2 separate regions of the Homo sapiens genome follow, and region 2 is linked to region 1. A link is a contact called in ENCODE Hi-C or POLR2A ChIA-PET data. All regions are on one chromosome and are shown on one strand. The core of a region is the stretch at or near the end of the contact, and the rest is flanking DNA. Distances in the headings are between cores, read along the strand shown. Region 1 overlaps ARHGEF6 (Rac/Cdc42 guanine nucleotide exchange factor 6). Region 2 overlaps ARHGEF6 (Rac/Cdc42 guanine nucleotide exchange factor 6).

The links. A loop is a pair of places that touch in the nucleus more often than their neighbours do. ChIA-PET counts read pairs that join two places held with the same protein, here RNA polymerase II (POLR2A). Pooled maps may share reads with other maps.
Region 2: a map of heart right ventricle shows a loop between it and region 1 (7-fold over the local background). The contact joins two enhancer-like sites. A Hi-C loop is called at or near these places in 4 of 168 maps with a recorded cell type or tissue (B cell, heart right ventricle and naive thymus-derived CD4-positive, alpha-beta T cell), 8 of 37 single-sample maps with no recorded cell type and 14 of 50 pooled maps. POLR2A ChIA-PET finds 5 or more read pairs at or near these places in 9 of 52 experiments (A673, CD4-positive, alpha-beta T cell, GM12878 and 5 more).

Annotation. Positions count from the first base shown.
Region 1 is chrX:136,708,941-136,712,476 of GRCh38, reverse strand. All of the region lies in intron 7 of ARHGEF6 (Rac/Cdc42 guanine nucleotide exchange factor 6), which reads left to right. Among named protein-coding and RNA genes, the nearest start is that of CD40LG, 63 kb to the right of the region's middle. Within about 2 kb of position 1,961, at least 7 of the 41 ENCODE cell types and tissues checked have a DNase peak (open chromatin) inside an H3K27ac peak, as active enhancers do; they include B cell, where a contact is called at or near this core.
Region 2 is chrX:136,745,979-136,749,514 of GRCh38, reverse strand. It overlaps ARHGEF6 (Rac/Cdc42 guanine nucleotide exchange factor 6), which reads left to right. Exons shown (of 22, transcript NM_004840.3): 3 at 1,923-2,007. Among named protein-coding and RNA genes, the nearest start is that of ARHGEF6, 33 kb to the left of the region's middle. Within about 2 kb of position 1,799, at least 3 of the 41 ENCODE cell types and tissues checked have a DNase peak (open chromatin) inside an H3K27ac peak, as active enhancers do; they include B cell, where a contact is called at or near this core.

The sequences.
Region 1 (3,536 bases), core at 712-3,211:
GCTAAACAGTTGTCTAAACTATCAGCTTCAAACTTAAATAAGTTAATATATTTGAGAAATTTGGCCGGGTGTGATGGCTGAAAAGCCTGTAATCCCAGCACTTTGGGAGGCTGAGGCGGGCAGATCGCTTGAGGTCAGGAGTCCAAGACCAGCCTGGCCAACATGGTGAAACCTTGTTTCTACTAAAAATACAAAAGCAAATTAGCCGGGCGTGGTAGTGCAAGCCTGTAATCCCAACTACTTGGGAGGCTGAGGCAGGAGAATCGCTTGAGCCTGGGAGGCGGAGGCTGCAGTGAGCCAAAATCACATCACTGCATTCCAGCTTGGGAGACAGAGCAAGACTCCATGTGAAAACAAACAAACAAACAACAACAACAACAACAAAACCAAGCAAACAAAAGAAAAAGAAAAGAAAAAATATTGTGAGAAAAATTCTCCCCTTTTCCAAATTATACTTGTTTAGTTATAATGCCTTTGTTCTTGCTAAATTTCCCACTTGTTTATTCTCCTGGCACTATGGAAATCTACTTCAGTATGAAAAAATTTTCTATTCCTGTGTTGTAAGAGTTTAAACATGATCAACAACAAAGTGTTTTTTGGGCCAGGTGCAGTGGCTGGCTGGGCACGTTGGCTGACGCCTGTAATCCCAGCACTGTGGGAGGCCGAGGCGGGTGGATCACTTGAGGCCAGGAGTTCAAGACCAATCTGGGCAACATGGCGAAACCCCATCTCTACTAAAAATACAAATTAGCTCGGCTTGGTGGTGCGCACCTGTAGTCCCAGCTACTTAAGAGGCTGAGGCAGGAGAATCGCTTGAACTCGGTAGGCGGAGGTTGCAGTGCGCCAAGTTCATGCCACTGTACTCCAGCCTGGGGGACAGAGTGAGACTCCATCTCAAAAAAACAAAACAAAACAAAACAAAAAACAAAGTATTTTTTGTTATTATCATGTGAAATATGAAGTGTTCTGTGAATCATATTTCTTAGAGCTGAAGTAAATCTGTAAATCATTGGGTCTAGTATCCTGGGAGAAATGACTATCTCTATTAAATAGAGAAGAAGCTGAAGTCCAGACAGGTTTACTGCCTTGCCCATCCCACAGCCAGTACATGGCCAGGCTGGAGCCACTGTGCCCCCTGCTGCCAAGTGAAACATGCTTTCTGTTTTCTGGAAGTGACAGGCAGAGGAGATGGAAACTGAAGTGGTAACTCTGGGAGGGGAGACGGTAAGATTTTAAATGAAGGAGAGGGACTGATTAGTGATCAAGAAACAATAAGAGGATTTAATGAGTTCTTTTCCTTTGGCTAAATACTCAGTAGTGAGATTGCTGGATGGAATGGTAGATCTACTTTTAGCTTTGAGAAAACTCTGTAGTGCTTTCCAAAGAGGCTGTACTAATGTTAGTACTAATGTACTAACATTCCCACCAGCAGTGTGTAAGTGTTCCCTTTTCACCACATCCACACCAACATCTATTATTTTTTACTTTTTAATAATGGCCATTCTGGCTGGGCGGAGGTGGTATCTCATGGTTTTAATTTGCATTTCTCTGATGATTAGTGATACTGAGCATTTCTTCATATGTTGGTTGGCCATTTGTAAGTCTTCTTTTAAGAAGTGTGTGTTCATGTCATTTGCCTGCTTTTTGATGGGATTATTTGTTTTTTTTTCTTACTGGTTTGTTTGAGTTCCTTGGAAAAGAGTCAGGGCCAAGGAGGTGAGAGACCTGAGTCAGACCTGTACTGTTCCTAAATGAATTCAGAATGCAGTGATAGTAAGTTTCCATTACTTCTCACTATCTTGTCGGCCCCAAAGTGATTTGAGCAAACCAGACTGACTATTATCTGATCGTGAAGGGGCCAGATAAGCCCCCAGTCAAGTTCAGGTAAGGCCCCAACTTAAGTTCTCACTGCTCTGAGAGAGCAACAACCAGGGAAGTTGGTTGGCTAAAGGTTTCACTTTAGAATAGGGGTTTTCCAGCTTGTGATTCAGGATGGCATTACAGCAGAGGAACTGGCAGTTTTTTATTCTCTCAGAGTTACTGGTAATGTTTGTTTTGGTCTTCTTCCCTTTCTTTCTTAGTCAGCAAAAAAATATTCTCTTGGGAATACTCCCCTGGTATTCTATATATATATATATATATATATGTATAATATATAATATATATATTATATAGCATATACAATACACTCCACCCCCAGGCTGGAGTGCAGTGGTGAGATCTCGGCTCACTGCAACCTCTGCTTCCCAGGTTCAAGCGATTCTCCTGCCTCAGCCTCCTGAGTAGCTGAGACTACAGGCATGTGCCACCACGCATGGCAATTTTGTATTTTTAGTAGCGATGGGATTTCGCCATGTTGGCCAGGCTGGTCTTGAACTGCTGACCTCAAGTGATCTGCCTGCCTTAGCCTCCCAAAGTGCTGGGATTTCAGGCGTGAGCCACCACACCCGGCCTAGTGTTACTATACACTTAAGGAGAAGAACATGTGGCAGACATGGGCTTTTTTATTTTTTGACAGAGTCTTACTCCATCACCCAGCCTGGAGTGCAGTGGCACGATCTCAGCTCACTGCAACTTCCGCCTCCCAGGTTCAAGCAATTCTTCTGCCTCAGCCTCCCGAGTAGCTGGAATTACAGGCGACTGCCACCACACTCGGCTAATTCTTTGTATTTTTAGTACAGACGGGGTTTCACCATGTCGGCCAGGCTGGTTTTGAACTCCTGGGTTCAAGTGATCCACCCGCCTCGGCCTCCCAGAGTGCTGGGATTACAGGCATGAACCACCACGCCCAGCCCAACCTTGGCTTTTTAAACAAATCTTCAGAAACGTTTTCTCCCAAAAAGTGGTTAAGAGCATGGACTCTGCAGCTAGAATGTTTTGGTTCAATTTCTGTCTTTGGCATTTCCTGGCTTTGTACCTTTGGATGATTTGCTTAACCTCTCTATGCCTGGGTTTCCCCACCTGTAAAATGGAAACAGCACTGGCATAATACCTACCTTAAAGAGTTATTGTAAGGTTAAAATAAGGTTTTAATTGTAAAATGCTTGTGTAAGTGTTCAGTGCTCTATGAGTGTTGACTCTTGTTATTATTATCACTTACTGTTTGGTAGGGGAGGAATGGATAAGAACATTCTTCATACAGAGGCCCTGGATAAAGTGGTTCAGTTTGCCTTTATTTGACTTCACTCTACTCCAGAAACAAACAAATCAATACTATTTTTTTCCTCCTACTTCATCTCATAAAGATTTCCTTTAATTGATGTATGAGCATTTTAGTTTAGGAGAAAGTTGATTTTGCTATTTTTTCTTGTGTATTATATGAGCATATATAATATCTTTCAATTACTGTTCCAGTTCATCCAGAGGAAGGTACTCAAGAGTTTTTTACACTTATTCACAGCTATGATGTATTTTTATCTATTTGTATACTTCAGTATTAAGCACTTGTTTTAATTTACCTGTTGCTTTATAAAATACCTAATTGTCCCTTACGACCACTCCATTTCTTTAGGATCATTATTCTTATTATATAAAAG
Region 2 (3,536 bases), core at 550-3,049, 37 kb before region 1:
GGTTTTTTATCACAACTTTTGCTCTCATGCCTTATTCTGCTAATATTTAACTTCTGCTTATTATTTTAGATCTACTCATCTCTACCACACCCACCCAAAACATGTATCCACATGCACACACACATGCACACTCCCATTAGGACTGATGGGCTAAAAACAAGTGATTTTTTTTGCTTTGCTACTATTTTGGCATACATGTCATTAACATTTTCCCAGTTGATCAGTTCTAAGGGAGACTCAATAAGTCTGAAATCCCCGGAGATACTAGACACTCTCTCTAGTCTATTGCCTCTTGTTCACCCAGGCTTTGACAAACTAAAACAAAACTCTTGTCAATGTATTTCTGGAAAAGTTTGAATTTTATATTGTAGCATTCAGAAATATATTTGGAATGTGTTGTTGTTTAACTCTTTAGTAATATTAGCATTACTCTTTTACCAGAAATATATTAATGTCTCATTTTTAGATGCATCTGGGCTTTTTGGTCATTTTAACTTTGAATGCAAAATATTCATTGATTAAATGAATAAAGCAGTGAATCCTAGAATAGGCAGACTTGTGTAGGTTTGCATTTGCATGTATCTTTATTGACCCCCCAAAACGTGAAAAATTGATATTATATATTTTCACTCTAAAAACAGATTATAGGTTTTCAAGAACATGTACAAAAAAGATAGAAATTTGTCTTGATATGGTTCCCAGAAAATATGCAGCTTAAAAATGGAACAAATGGCTCTACCTAATGGGAAGACAGACCCTTTAAAATCCTATGCCCATTACCAATCATGTCCCATATGAAAAGGTACATTTTATTTCCATCACCACATTTGGGGAAAAAATGATGCAATCTGTTTTCTTTAAGAGACTTCTAGACATCCTGGAACAAAATGTTTTTAGAAGGGGCATTTCCATCCAGAAGGTGGGCATCTGGTTACCTTCAGATATGCATACTTACATTGTTGGCTGGCAAATTAATAGATTGTACCTGTGCATGAGAACACTTCTAATTTCAAATATACATATTTGAGACTCAATATATTTTAACACACTGACTACATTTCAAAGGTAACAGGTAAATTGTATTGAAAACAACATCTGATTGGTATCTTCACTGGGGACAATAGCATATCAGATTGACAGTTGACTGGTAAAGTGAAATGTATTTCCTTAATGTGTTTTTTGCCAAGAGTTGAGTAGTATTAGACAGGCCAGAGGTCATATTTGGGAAAGTCATCTAAAGCCAGGAAGAGCCCATAGGCCCAGGCAGGCAAATACTTGAATTCATGATGAGCTGAGAGGGGCAAGGTCAAACAGCAGAAACAGAACTGAAGCTGGGAGCAAAAGGCAGACCTGGGCAGAAAGTTTGGGCAACATGGAATTGGGATCCTAGGCAGTTGGGATGCAGCGGGTGGCAGTTGGGAGGAAGGAGAGCAGAGAAAAAGGCACTTTTGACAGTGACTCAACTAGGCACAGCTAATAAACTGTACAGATGCAACCATGTCAAAAAGGCTCCACCTCCTTATTTATGGACTGTCGAGGACATTATGTAGGTGATGGGCATTGATTGTAACCCATGCATATGAGCTTCCTGTAACTGGGCTGAAACTATTGATACATTCAGGCCAGAAGAGTGGGTCTGAGTATGCACTGTTTATTTCCTGGTGGGCGCTGCCTTCTCAGCTTGGCTCTCATTTCCCATTACTGCTTTGCTCTGACTCACTGATGGCCTGCCACATGTCATTAGGCGGCTCAACTGCTGCTCTCATTTCTCCCAAAGGTATATGGAGGTTTGTGTCTTGGCTTCTACACTTTTTTTTTTTTTTTTTTTTTCCGGAGAGCTGGAGGAAGTGGCCTTTTGATAGTTTTGTTTGTTGAGTTGAATACTTGTAGTGTCTTACGGTTTCAATTTTCCTTTCTCATAGATATTTGATCCTGATGACCTTTATTCAGGGGTCAATTTCTCCAAGGTACTGAGTACTCTTTTAGCTGTCAACAAAGCAACAGAAGGTAAGCCGGGCTTGTGATTTATATGTTCTGGGTGACATTTTTGAATCCATGTGTTTGTGATTACCCTAGGAGCCAACTCTGGCCAGGATTGTTCTCGTGATGCAAATTTTCCCCTTGCTCCCCCAAATACACCCCAACAAATGTCAAATGCTTGAATTTTTCATGGCTTAGGATTTAAAATATACCTATCATAGATGTTATTCTAATGCCCTTAATATAATGATAAGAACTAAGAAACTATTCCATTCAAAGCTCTGAATCACCAACTGAGTATAACAAAACAGAGAAGAAAAAGGAAAGACCAGTTCCCTTTTTCATAGAGTTTACAAAATACAGCCGTCACTTCCCTTTCCCCACTAGAGACATATTTTTCTCATTGTTTTATGTATGCCTTTGTCCATGTAAAGGAACCCCTCAGTAGCCTTGCACCAAAAATGAAATCTTGGGGTCATAGGGAGTGAAAATAATATCTTTTATTTAAATGTTTAACACCTACCACACTAGAGGTATTAAATATAAATGCTAGTAAATGTGAAGAAAATGATGATACACTTAGAATGTAGCTTCACTCCTTCCCTGGTATATTTTACCAACAGCTGAATAGTAATAATCATACTTAAAATGCTTTGAGCTCTTGCCCTGGATCTAGGCTGTCATAAGAGCCACAGGTGATCTCATCCAATCCTTGAAACAACACTGGGGGTAGGTATTATTATTATTAGGTCCATATTACAGATAAGGAAAGTCAGGCCAACAGTTGCCCAACTAGAAAGTTAGTCGCTGAGTTGGGATTCAGACCCACATCTGAATGACTACAGAGCCCTTATGCCCAAGCACGAGGCTTGCTGCTCAAACTGTTGTAGAGTCAAGAGGCTGTGTGCCCAGCATCGCCAGGTGCTACAAAAAATGTCAAAGCTATGGTCCCTGCCTTTGAGAAAATTACTGTCTATTTAAGGAGACTCAACTTACCCACGTGAAACAATTAGAGGACAAGAGCAGACAATATAATCAAGTGCCAAATAGGTTAGAGCATCTAGGAAGCTATCGAGTAATTATAGTTTTTGTCAAAAGAGCTGTATATAATAGCAATACAAGTAAAAATACTTCTCCAAAGTTGTTCTTTTGCTATTTGGAAAAAAAAATGCTTTTGAGCTATTGCAAGGCGTATAGCTGAAAGTACAGCTAATTCAAGTAACTATATTTAACACACATGACAACTATCCAGTTCTAGTCAGGGAGGATCGTGTAATTCTAACATTATGCCACACAAATTATACGTTCCTTTGCCAAACTCTCCTAGCAAGTTTTACAGTCTCTTCCCTTGCCACAGATATTTATAAAATACAAGGAGGTGAAAGTTAAAACCCACAGCATCAAGGAAATTACTTGGATACTGAGCTTGTCGCCTAGGGAATGTTTGGGCTTTAGACTTTTGCAGTTTATATCTTTTAAAAATAAATGGAGAGGAAAAGAACCCTTATTGAAATTTGTCAAGAAGCCAGCTCCTCTCTTTTGTATACTCTCAACAA